Linked DNA regions of Homo sapiens: region 1 is linked to region 2. A link is a contact called in ENCODE Hi-C or POLR2A ChIA-PET data. All regions are on one chromosome and are shown on one strand. The core of a region is the stretch at or near the end of the contact, and the rest is flanking DNA. Distances in the headings are between cores, read along the strand shown. Region 1 overlaps SIPA1L3 (signal induced proliferation associated 1 like 3). Region 2 overlaps SIPA1L3 (signal induced proliferation associated 1 like 3).

The links. Hi-C counts contacts between places; a loop is a spot of excess contacts on that map. ChIA-PET counts read pairs that join two places held with the same protein, here RNA polymerase II (POLR2A).
Region 1: a map of mammary epithelial cell shows a loop between it and region 2 (6-fold over the local background). The contact joins two enhancer-like sites. A Hi-C loop is called at or near these places in 2 of 168 maps with a recorded cell type or tissue (Right ventricle myocardium inferior and mammary epithelial cell). POLR2A ChIA-PET finds 5 or more read pairs at or near these places in 2 of 52 experiments (H1 and RWPE1).

What each region holds. Positions count from the first base shown.
Region 1 is chr19:38,171,159-38,174,718 of GRCh38, reverse strand. All of the region lies in intron 15 of SIPA1L3 (signal induced proliferation associated 1 like 3), which reads right to left. Among named protein-coding and RNA genes, the nearest start is that of SNORD152, 9.8 kb to the right of the region's middle. Within about 2 kb of position 1,363, at least 9 of the 41 ENCODE cell types and tissues checked have a DNase peak (open chromatin) inside an H3K27ac peak, as active enhancers do.
Region 2 is chr19:38,094,626-38,097,903 of GRCh38, reverse strand. The region is part of intron 4 of SIPA1L3 (signal induced proliferation associated 1 like 3); the gene reads right to left. Among named protein-coding and RNA genes, the nearest start is that of SNORD152, 67 kb to the left of the region's middle. Within about 2 kb of position 2,028, at least 5 of the 41 ENCODE cell types and tissues checked have a DNase peak (open chromatin) inside an H3K27ac peak, as active enhancers do.

The DNA.
Region 1 (3,560 bases), core at 114-2,613, 77 kb before region 2:
GCCACCACACCTGGCTAATTTTTGTATTTTTAGTAGAGGCGGGGTTTCATCATGTTGGCCAGGCTGGTCTCAAACTCCTGACCTCAGGTGATCCGCCCGCCTCGGCCTCCCAAAGTGCTGGGATGAGAGGCGAGCCACCGTGTCTGGTTGACAGATCCTATTACCCCCATTTTACAGATGAGGACATTGAGCCTCAGAGCACCTAAGGGGCCTGAGAGAGATCACGCAGTTGGGGTAAGAGGTGGAGCTGTGATGTAGACATAGGCAGTCAGAGGAAGAGCCCTGAAGTCACACTGCTCACCCACATACCCCGAGGGCCCCCAGCCACTTGGCCTTCACCCTGGACCAATCTTGCTTTCTCTCCCTGACGTGTGTCATGGGCTGGAGAACCAATTCATCCCTGCATGCGGCTGGAATTGTGCTCCAGTGTAGGAGCCGTAAGCAGCCACATTGCCCCTGTGGCCTGTGGGGCAGAAGCGACGGGTCTTCAGGAAGCAGACACAGAGAGGGTCTAGGCAAGAGATTCAACAGAGATACCAATCAAGCCACTGCTCGCTACCTCCACCAACCACTGCCACCTGTATTGTCAGAGCGGCCTCCTCCTGGCTCCCTCTTCCTCCTGCATCCTTCCCCAGCCTCAGCACACAGCCAGAGAGATCCTGGGAACATGTGAATCAGATCAGGACTCTCTCAGGGTTCCACCTCACTCTGGGTAAGACCCAGAGCCCTCCCGACAGGGCCCCCCATCTGCCCCCCTCTCTTCTCTGCCCCCAGCTCCTCCACACTCCCTCTCCTTCACTCTGCTCCAGCCATGCGGAAGCTGTTCCTCAAACACATCAGAAACACTGCTACCTTGGGACCTTTGCACTGCTCCCCGCCCTGCAGATCTCTGCCTGGCTTCCGCACTCCCTTGAGTTCCAGGAGACGGCCTCGCTTCCTCTTCCCAAGCTGTGACTCTCCGAGGAGGTCTCTGTCTCAGGTGACCCCAGCCTCCCAACACTCACAGGCAGGGTGGGCCCCGGTGGATCTTCAGGCCCTCAGATTACCTTTCAGGGCTGTGTCCCCAGAAGGGCATCCCAGGGACTCCTGGCGCAGCCTGGGGAAGCAAGGCCACGTGCTTCCTGCCTGCCTGGGAACGCCCGGCTGCGTCAGCTCCATGTGGAGCCGAGAGCCTATGACTGCTCCTAACAGCTCTGACAAATTGCTCTGGAAGCCCAGAAAGCTCTGGAGTGCGTGCTGCCTCAGGAGAGGGCGAGGGCCAGGTGGCTGCCCGCCCAGGATCACTCAGCCCACTGCGGTGCCCATGGCAGGCACTGGCGCCTGGCAGCATGCCTGGCAGCTGGGCTCCCATGACGAATGTCTGGAGGGAGCATCTGTGAGGTCATCGATGGGCACAAGCTGCTACAGGCTGCACCTGCTTCCACGGCAAGGGCCGCAGCCCGGGGAAGGGAGGGTAGGGGGCTCCCCGCTTGGGCGTGTCAGGACCCATCCCTCTCCTGGCAGCCTTTGAATGCTGACCACCATCCTCCCCCTGCCCAAGATAGTCCGTCCTCTCCAGAGTAGCCCACAGTGATCTTTTCTATTTTTTCATTTTTACATTTTATTATTATCATTTTTTGAGATAAGGTCTTACTTTGTCACCCAGGCTGAGTGCAGTGATGTGATCTCGGCTCACTGCAGCCTCCACTTCCCGGGGTCAAGCAATCCTCCAACCTCAGCCTCCCAAGTAGCTGGGACAACATGCGTGTGCCACCACACCCAGCTAATTTTTTGTAGACATGGGGTTTTGCCATGTTGCTCAGGCTGGTCTTGAACTCCTGGGCTCAAGTGATCCACCTGCCTTAGCCTCCCAAAGTGCTGGGATTACAGGTGTGAGCCACTACGTCCAGCCCACAGTAATCTTTTTAAAAACATTAAGTCAGATGATGTGCTCAAATGCCTCCCATGGCTCCCATGTCCCTTGGAACCAAATCCCAGCATCTGACTTTGGTCAATATGCCCGCTAGAACCAGGCTCCTGCCACCTCACTATGCTGACCTCCTGCCACTCTCCCCCCATCCCACCTGCTTCAGCCCCTCTGGCCACCTGACCATTTCTGGAGCATTGAGAGTAAGTTCACCCTCAGGGTCTAGTCATCTACTGTTTCCACTGCCTGGATCTCACCCTGGCTTCCTACAACGCATCACCTCCTGAGAAGCCTTCCCAGAGACCCGCTGTTTTTGCCTTTCCTCCCCAGCACTTATCACCTCCTGGCACACTCCACGGTGGTTCGGCTGTCTGTCTGTCTTGTCCTGTCTCCAGGAGAATGACAGCTCCATAAGGGAAGGATGCTGCGACACCTGGCACAGAGTAGGGGCTGCAAAGGTCAGTGACTGGAAGAATCAGTCCCCGCTGGCTGCCCCACTCTGCCTCCTCTTCTCACAAGCACCTCAGGTGCTCCCAGGCCACGGCAGCCTCCAGACACGTGGCAGCCACCCTGGACTCTCACATGGCTTGCTGGCTCTGCCCTGGGCCTGCATCTCCCTCCCAGCTTACTTCCTGGCAATGCCGCCTGCTGCCACATCCACAGTTGCTTTGTCCTCCAGCTCAGGCCCACGTCCTCCCATGCAGATCCAAGCCTCAGCCCCCTCAGAGACTTTGCCTCCTGTCTCGCTGCCAGCACCATATTTTGGAACACAAATCCACCCGCATTACCCTGGCTGCTCTTAAGATGAGATCCAAACTCCATAATGGAGCTGGTAGGGCCCTGAATGTTCTGGCCACTGCTGATTTCCCCAACCTCCCATTGGCTGCCCTACCTGCCTACCTACCTACCTACCTCCAGGGCCTTGCTCTGTCACCCAGGATGGAGTGATTGATTGATCAACAGGGTGTCAATCAGTTACCCAGGATGGAGTGCAGTGGTGCAATCACAGCACACTGCTGTCTCGAACTTCCAGGCTCAAGTGATCCTCTCACCTCAGCCTCTTGAGTAGCTGGGACTGCAGGAGCCTACTGCCATACCCAGCTAATTTAAAAAAATTTTTGGCCAGGCATGGTGGCTCATGCCTGTAATCTCAGCACTTTGGGAGGCCAAGGTGGGTGGGTCACCCGAGGTCAGGAGTTCGAGACCAGCCTGGCCAACATGGTGAAACCCTGTCTCTACTATAAATACAAAAATTAGCCGGGCGTGGTGGCAGGTGCCTGTAATCCCAGCTACTCGGGAGGCTGAGGCAGGAGAATCGCTTGAACCTGGGAGGCAGAGGTTGCAGTGAGCTGAGACTGTGCCATTGCACTGCAGCCTGGGCAACAAGAGCGAAACTCCATCTCAAAAAAAAAAAAAAAAAAAAAAAAGTTTTGGTAGGGGGATAGAGATGGGTCTATGTTGCCCAGGCTGGTCTCAAACTCCTGGCCTCAAGTGATGCTCCTGCCTTGGCCTCCCAAAGTGCTGGGATTACAGGCATGAGCCACTGTGCCCAGCCACAATTTCTATACTTGAGCCCAAGGGCCTGTGTTCAGTGGCCTGACGATACCACCCTCCTCCCTACCACAGGGACTTTGCACACGCAACTCTAATTCAT
Region 2 (3,278 bases), core at 779-3,278:
TTTGGTATGTGTATGGTGAGGTATATCCAAATATATAAAGTATACAGGCCAGACACAGTGGCTCACACCTGTAATCCCAGCACTTTGAGAGGCCGAGGTGGGCAGATCACCTGAGGTCAGGAGTTTGAGACCAGCTTGACCAACATGGGTGAAACCCTGTCTCTACTAAAAATACAAAAATTAGCCGGGCGTGGTGGCGCATGCCTGTAATCCCAGCTACTTGGGAGGCTGAGGCAGAAGAATCGCTTGAACCCAGGAGGAGGAGGTTGCAATGAGCTGAGATCGTGCCATTGCACTCCAGCCTGGGCAACAAGAGTGAAACTCCGTCTAAAAAAAAAGTACATAACACATAGATGTGAGGCCAAAGAAAGTATCAGAAAGCAAATACCTGGGTAATCACTATCCAAATCAAGAAATGTATTTCCAGCACCCACAGCCCATTTGTACCCCTTTTTCCTCAAAATTAACTCTATCCTGACTTTCAACACCATCATTTATATCTGTCTATTTTTGAACTTCAGGCAGTTTGTATTTTTTTATTCTTTTTTTCTTTTGAAGACAGGGTCTAACTCTGTTGCCCAGGCTGGAATGGAGTGGCACAATCATGGTTCACTGCAGCCTCGACCTCCTGGGCGCAAGAGATCCCCTGCCTCAGCCTCCTGAGCAGCTGGGACTATAGGCATGTGCCACCATGCCTGGCTAATTTTGTATATTTTTTGTAGAGACAGAGTCCCACTATGTTGCCCAGGCTGGTCTGCAACTCCTAGGCTCAAGTGATCCTCCTGCCTCGGCCTCCTGAAGTGCCAGGATTACAGGTGTGAGCCACTGCGCCCAGCCAGGCAGTTTGTATTCTTTTGTTATCTAGCTTCTTTCTCTGAATGCTACATATATGAGCTGCAGCTATGCTGTTGCGAGAGGCTGACGTTTTACTCCTTTTCACTGTTGATGAGCACCAGAACTGCTTCCAGTATTTGCCAACTGTGAATAGTGCTGTTATGAACCCTCACAGAAGCACCTCAGTGCACACGAACACCTTTTCTTTTGGGTTTATGCCTAGGATAGAAATTGCTAAATCACCAGGCATGCTAATCTTCAATTTTACTGAACTGCCAAACAGTTTTCCAAGTGGTTGTACCAATTTACACCCCACCAGCCCTGTCTGAGAGCCCCTGCTGCTCCACATCCTCACTAATACCAGCTCATGCTTGTAGCCACAGCATGCTGCTGGCCACCAGGTTATGCCATGCACTGGACCAGCACCACACCAAGAACGCACAAAGAAAAATCCCTCTCCAGGGGGCTTGTTACAAGCACCCAAAGTACACTTGGGGCTGTGGTTTAAAGACTAAGGAGGAGGCCAGGTGCGGTGGCTCACACCTCTAATCCCAGCACTTTGAGAGGTCGAGGTGGGCGGATCACTTTAGGTCAGGAGTTCGAGACCAGCCTGGCCAACGTGGTGAAACCCTGTCTCTACTAAAATAGAAAAATTAGCCAGGCATGATGGCTCATGCCTCTAATCCCAGTTACTCAGGAGGCTGAGGCAGGAGAATCACTTGAACCCAGGAGGCGGAGGTTGCAGTGAGCCAAGATTGTGCCACTGCACTCCAGCCTAGGCGACAGAGTGAGACTCCATCTCAACAACAACAACAAAAAGACTAAGGAGGATAAGTATTAACTGCAAAAACATGCTTGCCTAAGTCGACAAACACAGGAGGTGGCAAAAATAACATGTCATGACTTCGCCTCTAAGCACACAACCCACCCTCACCAAAGAGCACCTGGGCGAGAGGCATGTGTGGAAGGAATAGAATGATCCCACTTCTGGCCCCGGTAATTAACAAACAAACAAATCTCTCTTATCACAAGCACGGTAGTGTCAAAACCAATCATGAAAAGCAATGATGTTGGGGGCTTTGCCCTGTCAATCTGGGTGGCCCTGGGGTTGTGGGTTTCAGTTAAGACCAACAGGATCAGTGTCTTTATATCCTACTGACACTGTCCCACAGTGCCCTCTGCTGGGAACGAGGGACAGCACGGACCAGAAATCTTCCTTCTTCCTCCCTGGAGACGGGTGACTTACAGTCACATTTTGGCTCTGACCACCTCATCGGCGCGCACTACTTGAAAAACTCCTTCAGCACTGGCGACAGTAAGTGGGACACTGGCAGGTCATGAGTGGCCACCTCACTCTCCACCTGGTCACCCCCACCATCACCTCCCACCTGGACAGCAGCCTCCTCCAGGTCTCCCTGCCCCTGCCCTGTCCCCAGTCCATTCTTTCTACAGCTGCCTGAGTCAGATCACAGCCTTCCTCTGCTCAGAGCCTGAAAACATCTGGCATCAGCTAGTCGAGGGCAACAAATCAAGTGAGCTGTGAAAGGCACACAGTACCATGCAAACAAGGAGGTTCCAGCTGGTACAGGTTATCCCCACTCACTCCTGACTCAGACGTACTCCCCGCTTGACTCTGTGCTGGGCGGCAGGTGTACCCTTCAAGAACATTTCCTAGGAGGTTACTTAGGAGGTGGTCTGCCTGGGTTTGAATTCTAGCTCTAGCTCCTCCCTAGCTGTGTGACTCTGGGCAAGTCGCTTAATTTCCCTATTTCCTCATTGATAAAATGGGGATAAAAATGCCTGCCTCAAGGCAATGAAAGGATTCAAAAAGATCCGTGCATAATGCTTAGTGCTGTATCTTGGGTACAGAGTGAGAGCTCAATGTGTGTTAACCATTATTATCTGTAGATGTGTGTTAAATGTTTATGTACAAAGCCACATGCATAGTTAATAGTTTTAAAAATATTATTTCTTTTTTATTTATTTTGTTTTTGGAGACAGAGTTTCGCTCTTGTCGCCCAGGCTGGAATGCAATGGTGTGATTTTGGCTCACTGCAACCTCTGCCTCCTGGGTTCAAGTGATTCTCCTGCCTCAGCCTCCTGGGATTACAGGTAGCTGGGATTACAGGTGTGTGCCACCATGCCCAGCTAATTTTTGTATTTTTAGTAGAGATGGAGTTTTGCCATGTTGACCAGGCTGGTCTCGAACCCCTGACCTCAGGTGATCCACCTGCGTAGGCCTCCAAAAGTGCTGGGATTACAGGCGTGAGCTACCACGCCTGGCAATTAATTTATTTTTAATAGAGATGGGGTCTCGCTACGTTGTCCAGGTTGGTCTCAAATTCCTGGGCTCAAGCAATCTTCCCGCCTCAGCTTCCCAAAGTGCTGGGATTACAGGTGTGAGCCACTGCACCTAGCTGAGTTTTAAATTTTTTAACCTTAAG